2 separate regions of the Homo sapiens genome follow, and region 1 is linked to region 2. Evidence: chromatin loops called from intact Hi-C (ENCODE). Cell type or tissue: heart left ventricle. All regions are shown on one strand. Links, peaks and the distances in the headings refer to the core of each region. The heading gives the core; the rest is flanking DNA.

Evidence for each region. Peaks named below come from ENCODE experiments on the same cell type or tissue, not always from the same donor. Only the 100,000 strongest peaks of a DNase experiment are listed, where the experiment ranks them.
Region 1: a loop joins it to region 2, with 2.2 times the contacts of the local background. A loop is called at or near these places in 3 of 110 quality-filtered maps.

What each region holds. Positions count from the first base shown.
Region 1 is chr2:5,386,927-5,395,710 of GRCh38, forward strand. No RefSeq gene overlaps it. Among named protein-coding and RNA genes, the nearest start is that of LINC01248, 300 kb to the right of the region's middle. In heart left ventricle, for the core only: no CTCF peak of the experiment used is centred there; DNase peaks (open chromatin) are centred at 3,057 and 4,645.
Region 2 is chr2:5,510,366-5,519,149 of GRCh38, forward strand. No RefSeq gene overlaps it. Among named protein-coding and RNA genes, the nearest start is that of LINC01248, 180 kb to the right of the region's middle. In heart left ventricle, for the core only: no CTCF peak of the experiment used is centred there; no DNase peak of the experiment used is centred there.

The DNA of each region.
Region 1 (8,784 bases), core at 189-8,188, 120 kb before region 2:
TAAATACTTCTTTTCTGACCCTCCCCCAAAAACAGAAATCGTCATTTCGTTCTCAGACTGGTAGTTCTTAACAAGAAACCAAGACTACACTACACAACAAGAATGATGGTTTTTCTGGCAATGTGAGTTTATAATAAAAGAAAGCTTAGAAAAAAAGTCAGGCCTGCATGCTTCAGAACACAAAAATCTGGTTAACGTTGGTTGACACAGAGAAATTATCTAACAAGGATTCCCTGGAGAACATTTATAATAGAACCATGGTAAGTGAGATCTTTTCAGGACCTTTTAGATACCAAATACACAAATTAAAATTATTGTAGGATTCTGTAACGCTAGGAACCTTTTTTTTTTTAAGTGCTTGAAGAAGGTTGGTTGGGAGAAAAGTATACACAATTTTTCTAACTGGGGGCTACTTCCTTAAGAGTCACCGTTCATATGGCATTTCATTATCTTAGTATATCCTGGTGTGTGTTCCAAGTTTTGATCCGATAATGACTTTGCATCAATTATCATGCAAATTCCATGAACTGAAATGTACAAAGCACAAGTAGGCCCTGCACAAAGCTGGCTGTGTCAAATGGTTTGCATAAATGCTTAGTGTCATTAGCAGGGTCTCTCCCTCTTCCTGATCCATTCCCAGAACCCCTATTCCTTTTAAATCTTCTTTTAAAGTGATCTCATCCTGATCTAATGATGCTGATTCACAGACAGGATGAGGTAATGCACTTAAGATAATGCATCATCGTGGTGGCTCACACAAGTGTAAATATTAAGTAGGGTTTCAGTACAGCATTTACTTTTACTGTAACATGAAACTGCAAACTAATATTACAGTGCAGTAGCCAGCACAATGCCACACTGATAAGGTTGTGCACAGCATGAAGAAATATAAGATATGATGTCGTTTCCTCTTCCATACTACAGGATGTCACCTAGTTTTACAGCTTTCTCGTCAAGAAAAAAAGGAAAATCACATTTTTACGTAGTAACTTAAACTTTTTTAGTTATAAAAACAATGTGTCAATCTGCATGATCCAGACAATTTTGTTGTTAGTTGTTCATCCTTATAAGCAAAAAAGGTTTGAGTTTGTGAATAAATATATATTAGAAGTACTTTTGAAACATATGACTATAGAATGAATTGTGAAACTAAACTTGGCAGTAGAAGCCAGACACTTAGAGAAGCCAAATGGTGGTCTTTACACTTGCATTAAGACTGTGTTGTGTATATTCATCTAGCAAATCTTTATTATCACTACAATTTTATGTACACATATATGTGTATATATACACACATGTGCATGTAAATACATGTGTATATATGTATAAAGACATATACATGTGTGTATTTATACTCAATGTGCCTTCTTAAAATATATAAATATGGATTGTAATGGAAAGAAGAGAAAATCCAGGCAAATGGACAAGATCATGAACTTGGACATTAAAGCTGGAAGGTGCCTGAGAAGTTACCTTGTCTAGCATCCTTGTTTCATGGGTGATGGCATTTGGACATAGGGATGATAAATGAAGGGCAGATTCATTCATCTGTTCCATGCACCTACAGATACTAGTTGTAGAGGCACCATTAGTGATATGGTGATGCATGCATATGGCGGCGTTCTTCTCTTCAAACAGCTTTCATCATAGTACAAAACACAAGTGTGTAAACTACCAATTAAACAAGAGACAAAAAGAGTAAGTGAAGTCAGTAAAGTGCCATGGGACAACAGGGAAAAGGGCAATTAACTTCAAATGGGACAGAGACAGAAGGTGGCAGTCAAGGTCAGCTGTAACTTAGAACCTGAGTGGAATGCCAATACAAGAAGGTATGAAAGAAAACACGTATAGACAGAGGTGACAACACTAACAAACAGAGAGAGAAGTGATGGAGTTGGCACATTCAATAGTTCTGATGGAGTGGGGGTCTTGTAGGCAGATAGGTAAAGTGACCCAGTCTGATAGGTGAGGACACATGGGATCGTGAAGCTCTTGCTAATGAGCATGATGAGGAAGATTTTTCGGAGCACAGCAACATAGTCTACCATGCATTTGGAAGCTACTTAATGGCCAACTGATAATTAAAACAGAGATCTCATTCCAAAGTTTTCTTTTACCCTATCATGCTAAATTAAAGCTGTGTAGATTGAAATAGATGCTATGGATACATTTTTTTTTCTTTTCCATGAATTTTTGCTTAATAAAATGGCTTTATCCATAAGACAGACAAACAAAAAGCAACATGTATCTAGCTCACTATTGTTACAAAGAGAAACAAATTGATAAGGATACGTGGTATATTATGGCACCTTCTAGTTTGCAAAGCTGGCTCATACCTTCCATTTTATTTGACCTTCACATTTTCTCTGGGAGTAAAACAAGTATTATTATCTCAATTTTGCGGGTGAACAAATTCAGCCTCAAAGACTTTTCTGGTGCATTAAATAGTAGATCTGGGACCTGTACCCAGGTTTTCTAATATCCAAGGATTAATGCCCTTGTCTTCTAAGACCCAGGGACTAATGACCAAGTTTTCTAATACCCAGAGACTAATGGCCAGGTATTCTACAGCAAGTCTGGTGATTTTATACCGCTTCTTAAAATTTATCTTTTCTTTTCTTTTTTTCTTTTTTTTTTTTTTTTTTTTGCATAAACATGCTTCTAAAAGAATACATTGAAGTTGGAAATAAAACTGTGTATTCAGAGCCAGAGTCTTTACTCTAGACCATGGATCTGAGAAGATCCTACCTCCCTGTGTAAACAGACTCATTCACTGCCTCCCCTCCCTGCACCCCTGGCAGCCCGGCATTCAGCCTGTGCTGCAATTGCTCTTTCAACAGATAAAGGCTTCTTGAGTAGTCAGATTTGGTGGCCTTTTCCCTGTTCTCATCCCCTCTGGTCTCTGAAGGAGACAAGAACCATTCATTTCCTTTTCTTGAGGCTGGTTCCCCTTCTTGGCTTCTAAGGCACCGAGTTCCCTGCTCCTGTTCCCACTTCTGACTTCTCTCCATGCCCTGTGGTTGCCCTTGGAGGTAACGCCAACTTCTGATGGGGGCCTGCCAGCAAGTTTGACCTTCCTCAGGGAAGACTCTCTCTCGTAGTGTGAAAAATCTCCCTGGCTAACTCGTCATTTCATTCATTCATTCATGCATTCATTTATTCAGTGCCTATTAATTTCCACATAAATAGCTTCTCTGCAAATTTCTGCGTTGACCGGGAATGAATACGGAAATACAACATTGTTTTTATAAGAATAGACAAAGCTTCCCTTGACAACTTCTAAAAACAAACAAACCAGAAAACAAACGAACGAAAACCTCCATGGTTATATTTGAAAGCTTCTAAAATACATTAAAATTAAGTATTTAAAAATATGTATAAAATTCTTATTTATTCTATATCATCTAAGACATCCTGTTCAAAAATGACAATGATCCTCTTACACCTCACAGTCTCTTACTCTCTTCTTCCATAGCCGTTCCCGACATTTAATATGGTATGCATTACTTCTTTGTATAATTGTGCTGTTTGTCCCCCTTTACTGGAATAAAAACTTCAGGAGGAAGGGGATTTTCATCTGTTTTAAGCATTGTTATATTAGCAGGGTATCTACAATATGCCTAGCACATTAAGTATTCTCAATAAATATTTGCTGGTTGGAAGAGGACATCAGCTTTGGGAGTATCCATCCAGTGGAATTTTCCACTCTCAAGAAGATTGATCAGTTTCATGAAATAATCTTCACTGACCTCACCTATTATTTAAGGAACCTGATGCGATAGAGGTTTATGAGAATAGATCTTGGCTTAAGCACCAGGTTGTGGTTAGGGATCTCTGTAATGTTGAGAGCAGAAATGGTACAATGGGATCTGGGAATCTCTCACATCTTCATAATCATTCTTTGAAATGATAAAAGCAAACCTAACCCAAATTGTGTTTGCTTTTCCCCTAAGTCAAATCCACATCAAGACATATTGTGATGATTTCTCACAATAAATGCCTCACAAGTCTCTACAGCTGATAAAATGTCAGGGAGTATTTCCTTCTCTTCGCCAGCTTCTGGTGTTGGGTTGGGTCTTTAATCATTCAAGGGGAACACTACGTTGACTGTTGACTGTTGTTCTATGTTGTGAAGTATTACAGTGTGTGTGTGTGTGTGTTTGCGTATGTGTGTGTGTGTTTAAAAAAGAACCTATTTGTACACAGTTTCCTGAAGGAGTAGCTGAGTTGTGGGAAATAAAAACTCCACATAACTGTACAAGGGAACTCACATGGCTTTGGAAGCAGAATAATAAAAACAAAGTACTGGAAGCTATTTCTTCAGATGGGCATGTATACATTAAGCAGAGTAGCGTTGTCTGTATAGATATAATATCTTTGTAAGAGAATTCTAAATGATCACCATTTGATGTAGGGGTACACAAACCTAGAAGTCTGATTCAATCATAGAGTTGTAGAAAAATACGATTCCTGATGAACTGTTGCTTTTTTAAAAAGCGGTCTACAAATCAGAGATGATGGTACCTTTCTCACAAGAACTCTCAGTGTTCAACAGCTGGTCTTCTGCTGTTGCTGTCCTGGTGCCAATGAACTGTCAGAAGCAGAGTGAGTGGTAGCCAAGGTCCCTGGATCAGGGAGAAGGAGAGCAGCACGGGCTGCTGGCAGCTGGCCAGCCTCGATACTCACTGGCTCACCAAAGGAAGAGCCCTGCTTGATTTATGAAGGTGTTGCTGTAACCTGATGACCTGAAGACACCAGCAAGCTTCTCCTCCACTTCAACTCCACAGTTACTGTGGAAAAGAACCCCTTAGGAGAACGGTCAGCCTTTTCTATGACATTACAGAGACGTAATGTCTGGGTCTTCCATGAGTATTAATGCATGCTTCACCTTATTGGAAAACAAGAATGAATGAGCTGACTACAGCACTGCAGGCAAGTTTAGGAAAAGCACTGACTGAGAAAGGAAGAGCATCCCCATGTAGATACAGAAAAAGTGAATAATGGTATAGAACTTTCCAAGAAGAAGCCAAAGAGATGACCGTAGCACTACTAAAAATAAAATATTGTACTCAGTAATTTTCACATAGTTCGATATATATGTTTTTCTTAAACTCCATTTCAGAGATACTATGAATTAAATCACAAATGCTCGTAATAGGAAAAAATAACATTTTAAGGAAACCATTCTCCCATGTTTTTCTTAATAGACATACCACTGTGGAAGAATTCAGGCTTCTGAATTTTGGTTAGAAAGACCCATCCTCCTATTGTCCTTGTCCCACTATCCATTGAAAACAGAAGAAAATGACAGTTCGCCTGAGGCTCTAAACTGGACCCTAACCACAATCTTCCTTTTCTCAGTTTATTTATATATTTTTATCTTTTTGCACAAAGAGGAAAAGTTTAAAGAGATAAATGGAGAAGAAATGAGAGAACTGTCAGAACGAGAATGCAGTGTTCATTCCCTTCAGTTAGAGACCGGGGCTGAGCTTCTCTCTGGGCACTATTGTGAGAGTGGCAGGGCCAAGGATCACCAGTGTCTGAACCCAGCCCTCCCCTCACCAGTTCTCTTTGAGCGACACATTAGAAATGAGAATTGTTGAAATGAATTGTCATCCAATGTTGGATGACAGTGCTTGGCTCAGAGCTAGAGTTGCAAATGAGAACTTGGTCATCTCCAACCATGAGTCTAAGGAAGCCATGGACATAGAAGAACTTAGTCCATCTTATCAATGTATTTGCAGTAAAAATCAGACAGAATAGTTCTCACCCAACTTGGTCCTCAGGCAAAATATTCAATTTTCTAGCATGTGTGCATTGAACTGGAACAGAAAGGAGGTCGTGAGGTCTGAGCTGAGTGAATAAGGCAGGAGAGCCTATTGGAGATGATGTCAAAAAGATCAGGGTAGGAGGTGATGAGATCATGCAGAATTTTATAGCTTTTTTCGTGACTGTGAGTCAGAAGCCACTGGAGGAAGAGGAGTGATGCAATCTGAGTCAGGTTTTGAAAGGATCCCTCCAGCTTCCATATTGAGACTTGACATAAGGCAGATAAGGACAGAAGTGTGGAGGCATTTAGAAGGCTATTCCAATAACCCGGGTGAGAAAAAGTGATGGCGTGGAGCACTAGTTCTATTTCCACTCTTTTATAGCTTGTCTACAGCAATTTCAGTGGCTTCCTATGTTTTGCCTTGCATAGTTTTTGCCCCTCTCTCCTTTCTTTTTCTAATAACCACTCTTTTTATCTATTCTTTTGGTTACCCTAGCCAGTCTTGATCCAAGATAGAACTTTTCCTCTTGTACTTCTTATCTATATATTCTCTGTTAATTATACGGCGCATTTGCTTACAAAAACCAGCCTCCATTCATTTCCAGTAAGTATCAATATTTGGCAGACCACATATACATATCATTACTTCCTAGAGATGAGACTTCCTCTAAAAGTTGAAATATATAAATATACAGAAATTCTAATTTGATATAGGGATTTATACATAAAGGTAGAGATATCAACCTTAAATGTTAGTCCTTTTTAATATCAAAAAAACAGTTAAAGTTCTTCTAAGTATGAAAATTGTATTTCTTGTGCTTACATACATTTCCTCCTCCAAGCCACTTAACTTATTCTGGGTCTTTCTTTATTCATTTATTCATTCACTTACTTAATACGCATATTTAGCATGGATTATGTCCCAGACACTATGCTAAATTTAAAAGATCAAAGATGAATAGATTCATCCCATGCCCTCAAGGAGTTTTCAGACAAATGAGGGAGAAGAACACACTTTAAAATTGCAAACCTTTGCAGAAGTGCAGAAATGGAGAAATGCATACGATGTGTTTGAACAGGTGTATTCAGGAGATTCCTCAGATAAAGCAGAAATGGCCTAGAGACAAAGAGGAGGGATTATGTATTATGTATTGTATGTAGCCCAAACTAGCCTATTTATTGAATGTCTTCAAACTTGTGAAAATTGACTTTAAAATTACCAGATTGTGCCTATCACAGTCTTGACAAAATACAGCCAAAATTGTTCGCTGAGGCCTTTAGATGAATTTCTTTCTATACATAGAATTTCTGAACCTCCTGAAGCTGAACATATCCTGGCTAACATTACCAAATAAGCAACATAGGTGGAAACAATGTTTTCCTTTTAATCAAAAAATATTTGCTACCTTTACCTCTTCTCAATATTACTTCTAAACCTTCGCTGTTCCTGCCAAAAGGAAAAAGAATACAAATTCGTTTACATTCCAAACAAGCTCATGACTCACTCTCAAATTGTAAACCTGATTTCTTTCAAGACCCGCCACTTCCATCAGGTAAAGAAACCAAAATCCTTCGTATTGTAACGGAGTGTAAAGTAAAACATGAGAAGGGCATATAGTTAGTCCAGGTTGCAAATGTAACTTGATACTCTGTTCTAATATCCAATAATTCACTGGAGTCCCAAGCTAATGAAATTATAGCTCTATCACTTGAAGTCAGCCACTCACTTAACATTCGAGCCAACAACAACATTCTTGGCAAAGAAAGAGTGAAGACCTTAGCTCCAGTTTCAGAGTTAATAGGACTGCCAATCCGGGAGTATCTCACTTAGTCCACCCTCTCTTTATGAAGAAGATCCAACACAGAAGCATAGGCTTTATTTTCAAAAGACCCCACCTATTGATCACTCATAAGTGAGAGTTGAACAATGAGAACACACGGACACAGGGAGGGGAACATCACACACTGGGGCCTGTTTGAGGGTCGGGGGGTAGGGTAGGGATAGTAGGTGATGGGTTGATGGGTGCAGCAAACCACTATGGCACGTGTATAACTATGTAACAAAACTGCACATTCTGCACATGTACCCCAGAACTTAAAGTATAATAAAAAAAAGACAATATATTTTTATTCTAGCTGCTGACCTCTTGTTTACAGGGTAGCCCAGCTGTCCCCAAACTCCTGAGTTTATGGATCCTGAGTAATGACAACCAACCTGTTTACACCTGACATCCCTGAAAAGAACCTTCACTGGCTCAGTGGTGGTATCTCAGTCCTTCTTCTGTCTCCTGGTTTCTGGCCCTAGAGCTGAAGGTGGCCGCAGTCTCACATGCAGTGTGACTTGATGCCAACTTCTCTGCCATCCCCTAGATCCAGTCATTGGTACTAACCTGTCTTATCTTTTGAGTGGCGTGTTGCACATTTCACCCTAATTAGGCTGCCTGAGTTAACATCCTGTCTATGGCATCCTGGGTGTCATCTCAACCTTCAGTCTTGGCCACCAATCACCAATGCATTCACCCTCCCGATACTCCCTTTCACTGTATTTAGATCAACAGTATTGCAGAGCCTGCGTTTGGATTATGTATAAGATGTCATCAAAGCTGCTTTGGTTGGTGAGGAGCTCCATAATCACCTGCTGTAGAAGCACATGTGCTAGGGTCAAAGGTGGAGGTGGAGGAAGGAGTCTCACCATCACGTTGTTTGCAACCCCATGAAATGGTTTTTCCAGCCAGCCATCTTAAGGCAGGTTCCTGGCTGCAGAGCCTGAGACAGAGATTCTTGTATAAATGACTTATTCAAGAAGTGCTCCCAGGAGAGGAGAGCAGTATTATGTACATAGGCCTCAAACTAGGCTGTTTATAAAATGCATTTAAATTTCTGAAAATTGACTTTGAAATTAACAAATTATATTTATCACAGTCTTGATAAAATCAAGCCAAAATTGTTCATGATGTCTTTAGATGAATTTCTTTCTGTACATAGAATTTCTGAACCTCCTGTAGCAGCAAAGG
Region 2 (8,784 bases), core at 599-8,598:
GCAGTGTGTGCTACAGTGTGTGTGATGGAGTGAGTGTGTGCTATAGTGTGTGTGATGGAGTGAGTGTGTGCTATAGTGTGTGTGCTGTAGTGTGTGTTGTAATGTGTGTGATGCAGTGAGTGTGTGCTGTAGTGTGTGCGATGGAGTCAGTGTCTGCTATAGAGTGTGTGATGCACTGTCTGTGACAGAAGAGGAAGAGAGGTCTCCATCCCACACATCTACCCAGCCACAGGTGCTCAGATTCTATGATGCCCTCTGAGATGCTGCCACCGTTGCTCTCAGAGGGTGGATCCTCACTCGTACATCAGCCAGCACATTTCTCTCCACCTACGCAGTCTCACACGGCAGAGGAGCCCTGTCCTCCAGCACTGTGAGATACCCACACCAGAGCGGCTTAATATTGTATTAGTAAATGTTCTGATGTAGAAGGAAGTGTTCCTCGCCTGTCAACCAAGAAGTGCTGAATTTATAAACATGTCGTGTGTGCATCTTTATCTAGGCCAAAAGTGTTCCCAGATGGCATTGTTTGACTCCGAACCCCGCTCCCCTCTCAGAAGCACAGATGCTTAGAAATGAGGGTCTCTAGTTGCTGCCATCATCACACCACATGGATTCTAATTTACCCTAATCTGCGCCATCCTGATCACACTGAAGGCGCCAGGCTGACACTGCTTCTGAAAGTCTCATCCACTTGAAGCTGTTTTGATGGGTCACTCTCCAGCTTAGAAAAGTTCCACGTCGATTGCTTTACACAGGATGAAGTCTAAATTTGTCAGCCAGCAACTTAAATCCTTTCAAAATGTTCTAAATAAATAATGTTTCAAGTGTCATGTCTACCGCATTCCAGCCAGACTGAAGTGAAAACCCCGAGAAACACCTCCTATTGTAATTCCCTCTATTCCTTACCTCTAACATGTGCCACCACCCCCTCCAGCCCAGCTTCTCCAACCCATATCAAAGCAGTTTTCTGCAGGCTTCTCTTGAATCTGGCCCACAGCATCTTCCTGCGTGCCTGGATCAGCCATGCGTGCTAACGTCCACTTACGTGGCCACAACCTTCACCCATGTCCTTACTGTGATTTCCTCTAGTCTACCCCTTATTCAGTGTCTACTCTCATAACCACCTTATTTAATCCTCACAATATCCTCAGTACCCAGATTAAGATGCCCAGATTTCAGGGATGGTAAAATTGAATCTGAAAAATATTAAATAGTTCGCTCAAAACTATTATGCCAAAGGCCATGTTCTTCCTTCCGAGCAAAGATCTGTGCTAGAGTCTGAGGGTTCTTCCAAAAAGACCGAAATGTGTGATACCTGTACTCAAGTGGTTTATAATGTTGCTGAGATAATAAGATAACTCCTCTATCTGGCAGGGAATGTTCTTCACAGACCAGGGAGGTGGGCTTCACAGCTGAGCACCAGCCCAGATTGTTCCCAACTACAGGCAACGCAGTTGCTTTGGCTTTGAAAATGGGATGACGGCAGTCTGGCAGGTGAGAACTCTTCTCATTGTCTACCAGGTAAAGCAAAATTATAAAATTGAACTTGTATTGCCTGATGTGACCATTTCAAGGTCGTTAGAGGGATTAAGTGACAACAATAAATACAAAATGAACATGAAAACTGTAAGTTTCTGTATTTAAACATATTGTATGTAAACATCCGTTAAACATATTGTACCATTAAATAATGGTACAATATTGTCCGACACCTGAGAATAAAAGTAAAATAAGTAAACACGGAAATAAGCAAGTGGTGCAGATAACTCCACTTATCTGGTGGTGCAGAAATGCCCTGTCATATCTCTGATCATCCCCTCCTGCCCACTCTTCAATCCTATAACATGTGTTCTTTCTGCAGGCCTCAATTTCTTCTGTTCCTCACTTGGCAGTGCTTGTCCCTGGCGCAGCCTTTGCCCCTTGGCTATCCTCTTAGTGTATCTTGCTCTCACCAGCCCCTCTGCTCCGATGTTGGCCCTGAATCACTCTGCTTTTCCCATCCCTGGGATTGCCACCACTGACTTGTCTCCTCCTTCTCCCAGGCCACTGTGCCCTGTAGACAAAGTCCCCAGAGCAAACTGCTAGTTTCACCATGGAATTTGATGTGTGTTGCAGCAGACTTGTGCTCATCAGTCCATTCCGTTCCCCATGGCTGGTGCTTTGCATCTTGTCTTTCTACCCTTTTCCATGTGCTGCAAGCCTGGATTCTCATTCTCTCTATAACCTGAACAGAAGCCTCCAGCTTCAACTTTCTGGAAGCCCTTAATGGAATCCTCAGGAGCTCCTTCAATTTCACCATTTTCCTCCTCAATATTGCCCCATAACCAGCCCAGATTCCCCTTTGCTCCCTAGGAGGAAACGCACCTTTCCCAGGCAATGCCAAGGCCTTCTTCTACACCTCTCACCACTCTGGCTGTAATTTAACAATCCATGAACATCTTTTCTTTTTTCTTCTTTGAGATGGAGTTTTACTCTTGTCACCCAGGCTGGAGTGCAATCACGTGATCTCAGCTCACTTCAACCTCCGCCTCGTGGGTTCAAGCAATTCTCCTGCCTCAGCCTCCCGAGTAGCTGGGATTACAGGCACCCACCACCACGCCCGGCTAATTTTGTATTTTTAGTAGAGACAGGGTTTCTCCATGTTGGCCAGGCTGGTCTCGAACTCCCGACCTCAGGTGATCCACCCACCTCGGCCTCCCAAAGTGCTGGAATTACAGGCGTAAGCTGCCATGCCCAGCCCAATCCATAGATTTCTCTCCTATATGTTTCTATCCATAGCCACTGTCTCTCGCTACTTTGGTTTTTCTCTATTGGTCTCACTTTGTTCTAAGAAATAAAAATAAAATAGTTTCCAAATGGCAGTATTATCCCTCCAAGTACCATCTCATATTTCATCTTCTTTTTATTTCAAAACCTCTGGACACACTTTCTCAGTGTCTTTAAGCACTTTTCCTTTTTTTTTTTTTTTTCCTAATATCTCATTGGCCAGGATCGTGGTGCTAGAGATGTACTAGTGTAGTCTTTTATTCTGAGTAGCAATGAGCTCAGCTTTTCCTGAGGAAGAAGGGGAAATTAGACATTAGGAAGCAACCAGATGTTTCTGTCATACTCTTCCACCACTGATGATATCTCCTCTGTCTCCAGATCTATGACACATTTTCCTCTTCTCTCTTTCGAGGATGTAGTTTAATAGTAGACACACTAAATATACAGGAATTACTTTGATGCAAGGCGGAAAACTAAAATTCATTAAACACAAGTTCTAAGTGCTATGAAAACACAGAAAGACCAGTGAGTTCTGATGCACGCCTGGGTAGGCTGGGATGAAAAGACCATCCATATGGTCTGACTTGGCTCTTCCAGAACAAAACACAGAGAGCAAATGATCATAATCGTGTGGCACCCTGTGAGTAAGTGGACAAGGTTCTTTATGACCAGAGACACCAAGCACAGGAACTCTGGCTTCTCCAAGGCCTGGAGGTGCTGAGGTCTTAACAAATCTGTAGCCCATATAGTACAATGCTTAGAAAACTACTCTAAACTTCCCCTAATGTAACACAACAAAACCTCCTAGGTACTGTTAAGAATTTGGAAGCAGTCCATCCGTTTTCAGACTAGGAATTAATTCTTACTAAGAAGTCTCCTCCTATGATATCCAGAAGGACACAGACACATATAACAGTGGCTTACGATTTGAGGGGACAAAATTTTACATCAGTATTATCATTTTAGACATGATGACTGAAGATACATGCATTTGGGAATCTTACAATTACCCAGTATGATGTATGATCTGAGGACTGGAGATCATGAATAAGTTGACCAAGACAGAAGCTTTGTGATGGAGGAAGCATTGAAACTCAGATGGTTTTGTGTTAAGTGGATGTTTTTCTACTCTGTCGCTAGGCTAGGTGCATGAAACGGCTGGGTGTGTGGGCTTTCAGATGGCATTTTTGGTGCTACCTCTACCAGAAAGCAAATCCAGAAATGCAGCAAGGATCAGATCTTCCAGGCCATGTAATGACATTGGCTTTAGCTGTGGCTGCTGTCCTGAGAGAAGCCTGTAAGCAGGGTGAGGGTATGGAGGGAGATCAGTTAACAGACAAACAAAATAATCCGGGAGAAAGATGATACTGCCCTGAACAATGGAGATAGTAATAGAATTTTAAGACGTTATCAGACTCCAGTTATATTTGAAGGTCGAACAAGCGGAATTTTCTGAATGAATGGATATATGGTAAGAGAAAAAAAAAAGACAGCAAGGGTAATCCCAAGGTTCTTGGCCTGAACAACTGCAGAGATGTTGTTTTTTACTGAGAATGGACAATTGTGAAGGAAAAAAAATAGTTTTGGATGTGTCATCTTTAAGATTCCTAACAGAGCAAAAAGGGAAAGATCCAATTAGAAATTGTATATACCAGCCTTGAGGTCAGGAAAGAAGTCTGACCTAGAGATGTGAATTTGAGTCATCACAACATGAAAGGTATTTATTTTAATTATTATTATTATTAGTTTTTGATGGAGTCTTGCTCTGTCACCAGGCTGGAGTGCAGTGGTGCGATCTTGGTTCACTGCAACCTCCGACTCCTGGGTTCAAGCCGTTCTCCTTCCTCAGCCTCCCGAGTAGCTGGGATTACAGGCACATGCCACCATGCCTGGCTAATTTTTGCCTTTTTAGTAGAGCCAGGGTTTCACCATGTTGGCCAGGATGGTCTTGATCTCCTGACCTTGTGATCCACCTGCCTCAGCCTCCCAAAGTGCTGGGATTACAGGTGTGAGCCACTGCGCCTGGCCACAACATGGAAGATATTTAAGTATTTAAGGTTCAATGAGATTTCCTAGAGATAAATGTAGAAAGAAGCAAGAGAAAAATCTAAGGCCCAAGCCCTATCTTTTTAGACAGTTAGATGTAGAGGAAGATCATGAGAAGTGGGCACAGTAGACTGGGAAGATATGGCTAGTGACCACAAGGAAAACCAGGAGTGTGGGGTGTTCAGAAAGACAGGGGAAGAAAGCGTCTCAGACAGGAGCAAACAACAGACTGTGTTGAATGCTGCTGGGAGATCAAATAAGATAAAGATGGGAAAATGGCCACCAGATTTAGCAATAAAGAGGACATTGATGACTTCAAGAAAAACCACTTCCTTGGAGTGGTGAGAACAGAAGCCTGATTTCAGAGATGTAAGATGGAATGGAATGAGAGGCAGTGCACACAGAGATGTAAACAGAATGTGAGGATTTTGGTGTTAAAAGTGAAGGAAGAAATGAAGCGGTAGCTGGAAGGGATGTGGAGTCAAGGTATAAAGAAATAAATCTTTTTTTTTTTTGATGAGAGAAATTACAGCATATTTGCACATGGATGGCATGATAATTGGAGAGAAAAATTGATGATTTTGTAAAAATATAGTGATGCCCATGATTAGACCAAAAGAGAAGGGATCTAATTCTGAAGAAGATAGCCCTAGACAGGAACATCGGGAAGTCATTTATAAGAGTAGGAGCTAAGGCAATTACGTGGTTTCATTGATGTGTATTGTAAGGATAGGAAATCCTCCTCTGATTGCTTCTATTTTTCTCAAGGATGTAGAAGGCAAGGCCATTAGCTGAGATTGAGGATAAAGGAGGTGGTACTGGTGGTTTGATGTGAAGGAGAAATAAGCTACTTATCCAGGAAAAGCAAAAATTAAGGAATCAGAAATACCCAAGGGTTGCTAGAAAGCACTGACAGCCTCAACGTGATGGTCATAATTGTTTTTTAATTTTTGAGACAGGGTCTCCTTCTGTCACCCAGGCTGGAGTACAGTGGCTCCATCAGGGCTCACTGCAGCTTCAATCTCCTGTGTTCAAGCAATTCTCCCATCTCTACCTGCCAAATAGTTTGGGATTACAGTTGTGTGCTATTATGCCGATATTATGCCCCAATTTTTTTTTTATAGACAGGGTCTCACTATGTTGCCCAGGCTGGCCTTGAACTCCTGAGCTCAAGTGATCTGTCCACCTCAATTTCTCAAAATGCTGGGGCTACAGGTGTGAGCCACTATGCCCAGCCCAAACATTTAGAAAGATCAGTCAGTATGCTTTTGAATTTCTCTACATCCAAGTTCAGCTTTTTGAGTATAAAGATAGAACAGGTAGAAACTTAGACTAGCGTTTTCATGAGCACCTCAGATGGCAAGAGAGAAGCAAGAGAGGGCTTATGTTGACTATAGAGTCTAATATGGAATCGGGAGGAAGTGAGAACCTGAGAAAGATGAGGGTCAGATAAAATGCAGTAGGAAGAGTTGATGGTCTATTCTGTTCATGTTAAATAATGGTTGGATTGCAGGAACTTGAGTAAGTGTGCAGAAGATATAGGAAATTAAGGGCATAGAATGGAATGCTTGAAACTGTGATAATGGAGGGACATAGTCAATGGTAATGACAAGTCCCAAAATGTGACCTTGAGAATGGGAGTCTGAAGTGGGAGGGAGTGCAAGATAATTGGAGCAGAGGATGCCAAAGAACTTAGACAGGGTAATGAAAAGGTCATCTCTGTAGTCAGTGCAGTTTCCAAGAATTATGGCAGAAGTAGTCCTGGAGGGAGGAGCAGGGAGCCAGGAGCCACAACTAGGAAAAGAGAATCTTCTGAGTGTTGGTAGATACTGCAAAAAGCAAAGATAGTGGTGGTGGGTATAAGCATCAGAGGTGGAAGGGGTTAGAGTGGAGAACCGGATACTCTGGAAATGGCAGTAAAAAGCAATGAATACATTGATCTCACCCCAAGGTCCAGCTGTGCAAAGATGTTGGAGAGAAAACAACCACTTTGAGATGACTGTGGGCATTGGGGGAAGGTAGTTGTAGACAAAGTTTGAAAACAATATTCAATATTCAAGGGAAAGTTTGAAGGTGTGGGCATTCTGTTCATGATAGACTTTAGTCTCAGGAGGTAGAGAAGGAATAAGGGAAGGATTTGATAGCTGAGGAAGCATGAGGGATGAAGTCACTTTAGAGGTGCACAGAGCTGTACAGCCCGTGTATCTTGGCCTTATGTTCATTTTTTTTTTTTTTTTTTTGAGACAGAGTCTCACTCTGTCACCCAGGCTGGAGTGCAGTGGTGCCATCTTGGCTCACTGCAACCTCCGCCTCCTGGATTCAAGCTATTCTTCTGCCTCAGCCTCCCAAGTAGCAGGGACTACAGGCGCAGGCCAACAAGGCCAACTAATTTTTGTGTTTTTAGTAGAGACAGAGTTTCACCATATTGGCCAGGCTGGTCTTGAACTCCTGACCTTGTGATTCACCCACCTCAGCCTCCCAAAATGCTGGGATTACAGGCGTGAGCCACCACACCTGGCCTTATGTTCATTTTTTACTTTTGGAGGTAACTAATATAAATAGATGAAGGGTACAATGGGATTAGTCCTGATGGTGTTTGAGACTTGCAATCTTTCCTGCTCTGGTGATATGGAAGTAGAGACAAAGACAGTGTTACCTGAAACAGACCAATCTCTAGGGCCCACTACCCTCTCTTGACAATGGAGGGTTTTTTTTTTTTTTAATTTTTTTTAATTTTTTATTTTTTATTTTTTTATTTTTTATTTTTTTTGAGATGGAGTCTTGCTCTGTCGCCCAGGCTGGGGTGCAGTGGCGTGATCTTGGCTCACTGCAAGCTCCACCTCCCTGGTTCACTCTATTCTCCTGACTTAGCCTCCCGAGTAGCTGGGACTACAGGCGCCCACCACCATGCCTGGCTAATTTGTTGTATTTTTTAGTAGAGACGGGATTTCACTGTGTTAGCCAGGATGGTCTTGATCTCCTGACCTCATGATCCGCCCGCCTCGGCCTCCCAAAGTGCTGGGATTACAGGCGTGAGTCACCGCGCCCGGCTGACAATGGAGGTTTTAAATCACAGGGTTACCAGAGAACATAGAGAGTGAAAAATATCCATTGATTACTGAAAATGAAAACATTGAAACCAAAATAAGTGCTACTCAGCTCAAAGAGTAAGTATCCCCCTACCAAAGAGGAAAAGAAAAAGATGTTTAAAAATAAACAAAAAAAATTAGATAGTATATTACCCATGAGATGAGAACTAGATGCAGGTGAGCACTAAAAATCTCTGCTATTGTAGATCTATAGAAAATGTAAAGAATCGGCCAGGCATGATGGCTCATGCCTATAATCCTAGCACTTTGAGAGGCCAAGGTGGGTGGATCACCTGAGGTCAGGAGTTCCAGACCAGCCTGGTCAACATGGTGAAACGCTGTTTCTACTAAAAATACAAAAATTAGCCAGGTATGGTGGCTTGCACCTGTAATCCCAACTACTCAGGAGGCTGAGGCAAGAGAATCTGCTTGAACCTGGGAGTCGGTTGTTGCAGTGAGCCGAGATTGTGTCATTGCACTCCAGCCTGGGCAACAAGAGAGAAAGTCCATCTCAAAAAAAAAAAAAAAAAAAGAAAAAAGAAAAAGAAAAAGAGGACAGTAGGAAAAATAATAATAATAACCAAAGTTAATATTATCAAAAAAACAAAAATAGAAAAAGTAAGTTTAAATGTTTATAAATTATTTATTCCTTATTAAGAATAATAAAACAGATAAATTCCTTTTGTCTGAGTTGGAAAAAAAGAGCAAAAGGAGAAAGAGATTAGGAATAGCAAAGGAAACATGTAAGTCCTAGAATAGATTAATAGAATTGTAAGAAAACACAGCACGCAACCCTATGGCAATAAACATGTAACTCTAGAGAAAAGGTATACATTTCTAGGAAAACATAAATTAACAAAACTGAATTAAGAAGTGGAAATTT